Linked DNA regions of Homo sapiens: region 2 is linked to region 1. A link is an interaction called in ENCODE POLR2A ChIA-PET data of the cell type or tissue named here. Cell type or tissue: GM12878. All regions are shown on one strand. Each heading gives the region's core, and the rest is flanking DNA. Links, peaks and the distances in the headings are about the cores only.

Region 1 (2,918 bases), core at 121-2,620:
AACAGCAGAGCATTTTTTTCCATCATGTCTAGGAGCAAAGAACAAATGTAGACAACATGGTGAACTTCGACTCCTGAGCCATCTCTCAAGATGACATCGCCAAATATATCTGAAACACATCCTCCCATGGATTCTGAAATAGGGAGCTCCCTTTTAGAAATGCCTAGCAAAGAACAGCTCAAGGAAGAGTTCACATATTGTATAAATTTTAGGTTTGCTATTCATTCTCAGAATATCAACCTATTGTGTAACTTGATTTTGTTTAAAAATAATAACAAAGTTACTATTTTGTGCTTTGCAGTATGATAATTAAATAGAAAAATTTCAAGGGCAGAGTCTGCCTAAGAATTTGATAAGACATTCCATAACCATCTGCTACATACCATTTATTTAGACAGATACCAAATTATATCAAAAGATATAGGTGAAACATTTTTCCAGGGCCATTTTCCCAAGTCAGCCAGCTCAGAGGCTGACCCAGATAAGTCTTAAGCTGTGGCCAGGGCCAACTACTTTGATAAAGAGATGCTCAGAAGCTGAGTGGTGAGATCACTGGCTTGCTTGATGTGTCAGTCACTCTAGGTCACACTAACTTGGGAACCCTTGCCTCACCAGACGGGGCACCAACCTGGCAAGAAGAACAAATACCAACAGCACGTTATCGCCAAAGGGTGTTGGACTCCACAGATATTCCATTGAATAGCATCAAGGAAAGAACGAAATATTTCTAGTACTACACCTCCTCAAGGCTGAAGATTAAAATGCAGGGGTGGTAAACCAGTGATGGTGAATTTTTAAAAGAAACTGAAAACACATGAATCATGAGATTGAAAAGCAACCAAATGATGACCACATTCAGCTACGGGGAGTCCCGGAGGGGATCCGAGCGGAATGAGGAATGGATGGGCCCAAACAGTGTATTTGGCTTCCTAAAGGTTTTATTTTTTCTCCTTTCTCTACTCTCTCTCTCTTTCAATTCTTAAGAATTTAGGCCTCATGGCTTCATCTTTGAGCTCTGTGTTAATTTGAATATGGCAAAAATAGAACAGGAAGTCAGTGAGTTTCACTAAACGTCATCCCCAAGCACAATACCTTTAGCATGTCACCGGCTTCTGACATTTGGGGAACCCTGCTCCCAATAAGCACATCTGTGTTCCACCTCCCACTACATCTGTGTCAGTTTCTTCTCCAACATTATAACCATGGGGATTTTCATCGGCAATTCTCCAAAGCCATAAATTTATCTGACCCTTGATGGCTAGCTCATCCGTCAAAGACATTAAGTTCAAATTAAACCGCCTGTCAATGTCAGAGAGAGTTTGCAACGGAGAGACAAGCACTGCTGGATTGAAAAACAGAATGACGAAGCTGGTTCTTTCGGTTGTATCTGAAATAGATCATGACTGTCAAAAACTCCCTGCCTCTCATGGGCACTCCGGTTTGTGTAAGGCACTTCCTCTGCCTATAAGAAAAAAAAAAATAAGCCAATTCCGAAGAGACTGGAGTACAAATATTTTTGTTGGCTCTTAATGCTGCCTGGGAGTCAAAGCCTAAGGCTGCCAAAAAAACAAGTGTAAAATATTTCATACAAATAGTGCTACAATTTGCCAATTTGTAGGCAGAAAACAGTAGTGCCACTGAGTTATCACTCCCTTTTCTGAACTCCTATAGCATTTCTTGTCAGAAGTACATATTTCGGTATTTAATCATATGCTGCCTCGAATTACAACTTAACTATTTCATAAGTCTATCTCAGTTCTCCCCAAGTAAGCTCTAAGCTCCTCAAAGAAGGGAGAAGGTCTTTAATATTTCTTTAGCAAATCCCTCAGTGTCTGGCAGCATGATATGCAAATACTAGGGTTTCAATAAATATTTTTGAATGAAAGGATGAAATATGAAATCTCTATAGGTCTTTTCTGTTGCTGATTTTTCTTTCTAGAGTTTTAATTCATGTCTGACTCCTCCTCATGCCAAAGAGACTATTTTTAAAACAAGCAAAAAGTTTAAATCTGGGGACAAATTGGGGGTGAGGTTTCCATTTTACTTTTTGAAAAAAAAAGGGAAAAGAAAGTATAAAATGAACCTTTCATTTTTTATTCTGCATAAGGCAAAAACAAAATCTAACCATGTTAAGCAACTAAACATAAATTCCTTGTTTTTATATATATATAAAAAAACAACCCACCACCTCTGAACTCCTATTCTTTGCCTCTCACCAGTACAAATAAAAAATGAAAAAATAAAAAGCAAACCATGACACCAAGTATGTATAACCAGATGGCCAGCCAACAACAGTATCTTATTACTTCTCAAATACTGCAGATTATAAAATCTTCATGACAGCATATTACTCATACATTTACATTTCTTACAGAGCAGATCTTATAGCTCCCATATTTTAGTAAACAAAGCTAGTTACTCTGAAATAATTCCTTTTGAAAGCTATCACTCTAATTCCTGCGTATCAACAAGAGCAACGGTCAAGTGCATAAACACTTGAGCCACTGCCCTAATTAAATTAAAATCTCATTGTCACACAGGACTCTTAGTGAGGCTGATTCTTCAGTGATGCACTCTCAGATAGGCTGATATCTTAATGGCTTCATTTCAATTTCTTCAGGCCAAGAATAGGAGGAAAATTGGATTTGGATAAGAATGGACATATTCTAGGGAAACTGGTAGAGATATATTTGCTTTCTTGACTTACTATTACTTTTGCTCCATCCTCTACTGAGGATCTATCCCAAAGTCCTCAGACTCCCAGTCAGTATTTTATTTTTCTAGTCCTTATTTCCACTTAGAGCTAATACTTTCATGATAAAGCCTGCAGGCAGACACAAGCCTATTTGCAAATTAGAATACAGAACCTGCCCAAATGCAAAGAAAAGATTGCCTGAAGGAAAAAAAAAAAAATCCCC
Region 2 (2,918 bases), core at 93-2,592, 620 kb before region 1:
CTCTCGGTATTGATACATTCATGCTTGGAGTGCTCTGTAATGTTGATGCTGTTATTATCCTCTTATTAATGGAAGAGAAAACAGAAGTTAAGGAAATTGCCCAGGTTACGTGCCCTAGTAAGGGACAGAACTGGATTTGAACTTTGACACTAGCTGCAGAGTCTGGACTAGCCTCCCTTGATATTCTTCTTGTGAGCGCTTCTTTTCTGGGTCGAAGATAGCCTGATAGCATTTTCCAGATTTTGTGGATAAAGCTGGGTGTTAGTCTTGGCCTGGCCACTTCCATCCTCTGTGGCCTTTAGTAAGTTATTTCACCTCTCTAGATCCCTGTGGGCCTTTTTGGGTCTCAGGGTCTATGACTTTCTAGTGGAAAGAAAACAACAGAGACAACTTTCAAGGACAGGCCCAGAATGATAGGAATATCATTGTCTACTTGATTTCAGGGACACTTACATTTGGCTCTAAAAGACATTTCTGTGAGGAAGTTGGTTTTCTCCACACTTTACTAAGGCAGGAGCTAGGTGGTGCCCAGGAGAAGTCCCCACAGGGGCTGTGAGGTTTTCTTGGATGCTAAGTTAGAGCGGTCCTCATGAAGGGTAAGCCCCATGACATATTTCCCTTGAGTGTGCTGAGGTCACAGGGCTTCTGTGGCTCACCAGCAAGTGTGGGGAGTGAAGAGCATGTGTCCCTCCCTGGCACAGGCACCCGGCCCCCTGCCGTGTTGTGGTATCTCTTCCCAGATGATCTTTGAGGTGTGTGGCTGGAAGAATGCTCCAGTCAGCTAAAGTGGGGTTCTTTAGTCGCAGTGTGTGCTGGTGGGCGAGTGAGGTGGGCTGGGCAAGCCAGAGGTGACTGCTCTGCTTTTCCTGACATCAGTGATGGGGTTGTCTTGCTTGGTGCACAGGTATTTTTCCAGGGTTCTGTCCTTCCACTCACTGACCAGAAAAAGAAAAAGAGAACAAGAAGACGCTTGTCTTACAAAATAGAAAGTTTACCCCATGCAGTTTCCCTTCCCTTTTCATATAGATGTTACAAAGCAAAAACACACACCCACAATGAGGGGTTTTTGAACTTGGCTGGGTTTCAGCTGTCACCCAGGAAGCAGTCAGCACTGTACGTGGCCCGTTGCTTTACTCTGCAGGTGTTGGTGATTCTCGGGTGCAAGGCCTGGCAATTGTGTTCCTGTGCCAGGTCCTCTGCACATGGCTTTCTTTGTTTAGTGTTATTTCCCCTGTTTGCCAGGCTTCTCTGAGGAGATGCTGACATTTTTTCTTTGTCCAGTTCTCCTATCCTAGAAACAAACAAAAACTGCACCTTTTAAAAATGTTTTTTTCCTATGGTTGAATTGGAAAATATCTTGCTTTAGCCAGGGAATAGCACAGCTTTTGTTCTGTTAGTGAAATGATCCAGGGATTTTATTTCAAAGTATAAGGTCCCTAAGATAAGGAATGAGGGTTATAAGGGAACATGGTTATGTTTGGGCAGTCAATTAAATTGAATATAGCAGTGATGAAGCACTAAATGTACATTAGGAACATACACATATCAGTCAAGTTTTCAAGTCTCCCAAGGAAACTACAGTCATAGTGATGGTAATGATGATGTGTTGATAATAAAAAAATAACATCGGCATTTGTTGAGTATTTACCATGTGCTGTTAATAGATAGTGTGCTAGTTTAAAACAACTCTGTAGTATGTATTAATTTTTTGTATCAGAACAAGAAACTGAAACTCAGTCTAAGTAACATGCTAAAGTCAGCTAGTAAGTAGGAGTGCTGGGTTTTACACACAGATTGAGTCCACAGTTCCAACCCTTAACCTCCAGGCAAACTGCCTGCAAAATCATATTTTAACAGATGTGGGGCCGGGCATGGTGGCTCATGCCTGTAATTGCAGCACTTTGGGCCAAGGTGAGTGGATCGTTTCAGGTCAGGAGTTTGAGACCAGCCTGGCCAACATGATGAAACCCTGTCTCTACTAAAAATGCAAAAATTAGCTGGGCATGGTGGCAGGCGCCTGTAATCCCAACTACTTCGGAGGCTGAGGCAGGAGAATTGCTTGAACCCAGGAGTCGGAGGTTGCAGTGAGCTGAGATTGTGCCACTGCATTCCAGCCTGGATGACAGAGCAACACTCTGTCTCAGAAATTAATAATAATTAAAAAAAGAGATCTGGGTATTTTAGCTTTAATTAAAAAAATAATAAAGAGAGATAGAGTCTTGCTATGTTTCCCAGGCTGATCTCAAACTCCTGGGCTCAAGCGTTTTTCCTGCCTTGGCCTCCAGAGTAGCTGGGACTACAGGTGTGCACCATCGTGCCTGGCTTATAGCTTTAAATTTTGAGATACCTGAAGAAAGTGCTTTTGATAAATAAAATTGAAGAAGAAGGAAATGTATTCTTTCTCTCCATTTTGTTTCTATCTTTGGATTGCCTGTGACTCATCATGAATATGACTGGAAGATCTGCCCTCTGAACTGAGCCCATAACTTTACTGAGGTATAATTTACATATCTAAAGTCCATCCATTGTAAATACATTGATTTTTAGTGAATTTGTAGAGTTGTGCAATCATCTCCGTAATCCATGTTTATAGAACATGCCCATTACAGCACAAGGTGGCCTTGTGCCCACTTGCAGTTAGTCTCTTCTCCCACCCCCAGTCCTGGGCAACCACTAATCCACTTTCTATCTTCATACATTTGCTTTTGCTAGAAATTTCATATAAGTGGAATGATTTAATATAGGGTTTTGTGACGGGCTTTTTCTCCCTTAGCATGTTTTTGACCCTTTTCACTGTTGTAATGTACATTGGTAGTTCCTTTTTGTTGCTGAGTATCTCATTATATGGATATACAACATCTTGTTAACTCATTCACCAGTTGATGTTCGTTTGAGTTGTTTCTACATTTTGGCTATTA

Evidence for each region. ChIA-PET counts read pairs that join two places held together with the same protein. Peaks named below come from ENCODE experiments on the same cell type or tissue, not always from the same donor. Only the 100,000 strongest peaks of a DNase experiment are listed, where the experiment ranks them.
Region 2: POLR2A ChIA-PET joins it to region 1 with 9 read pairs; 2 of 35 experiments call an interaction of 5 or more read pairs at or near these places.

Annotation. Positions count from the first base shown.
Region 1 is chr12:94,206,486-94,209,403 of GRCh38, reverse strand. The region is part of intron 4 of PLXNC1 (plexin C1); the gene reads right to left. Among named protein-coding and RNA genes, the nearest start is that of PLXNC1-AS1, 31 kb to the right of the region's middle. RefSeq lists enhancers at 696-955, 1,606-1,675. In GM12878, for the core only: a CTCF peak has its summit at 731; DNase peaks (open chromatin) are centred at 1,083 and 1,303; H3K4me3 peaks cover 2,314 bases; H3K27ac peaks cover 2,500 bases.
Region 2 is chr12:94,829,375-94,832,292 of GRCh38, reverse strand. No RefSeq gene overlaps it. Among named protein-coding and RNA genes, the nearest start is that of MIR492, 3.6 kb to the left of the region's middle. RefSeq lists enhancers at 665-874, 885-1,094, 1,245-1,294. In GM12878, for the core only: no CTCF peak of the experiment used is centred there; a DNase peak (open chromatin) is centred at 1,052; H3K4me3 peaks cover 2,116 bases; H3K27ac peaks cover 2,500 bases.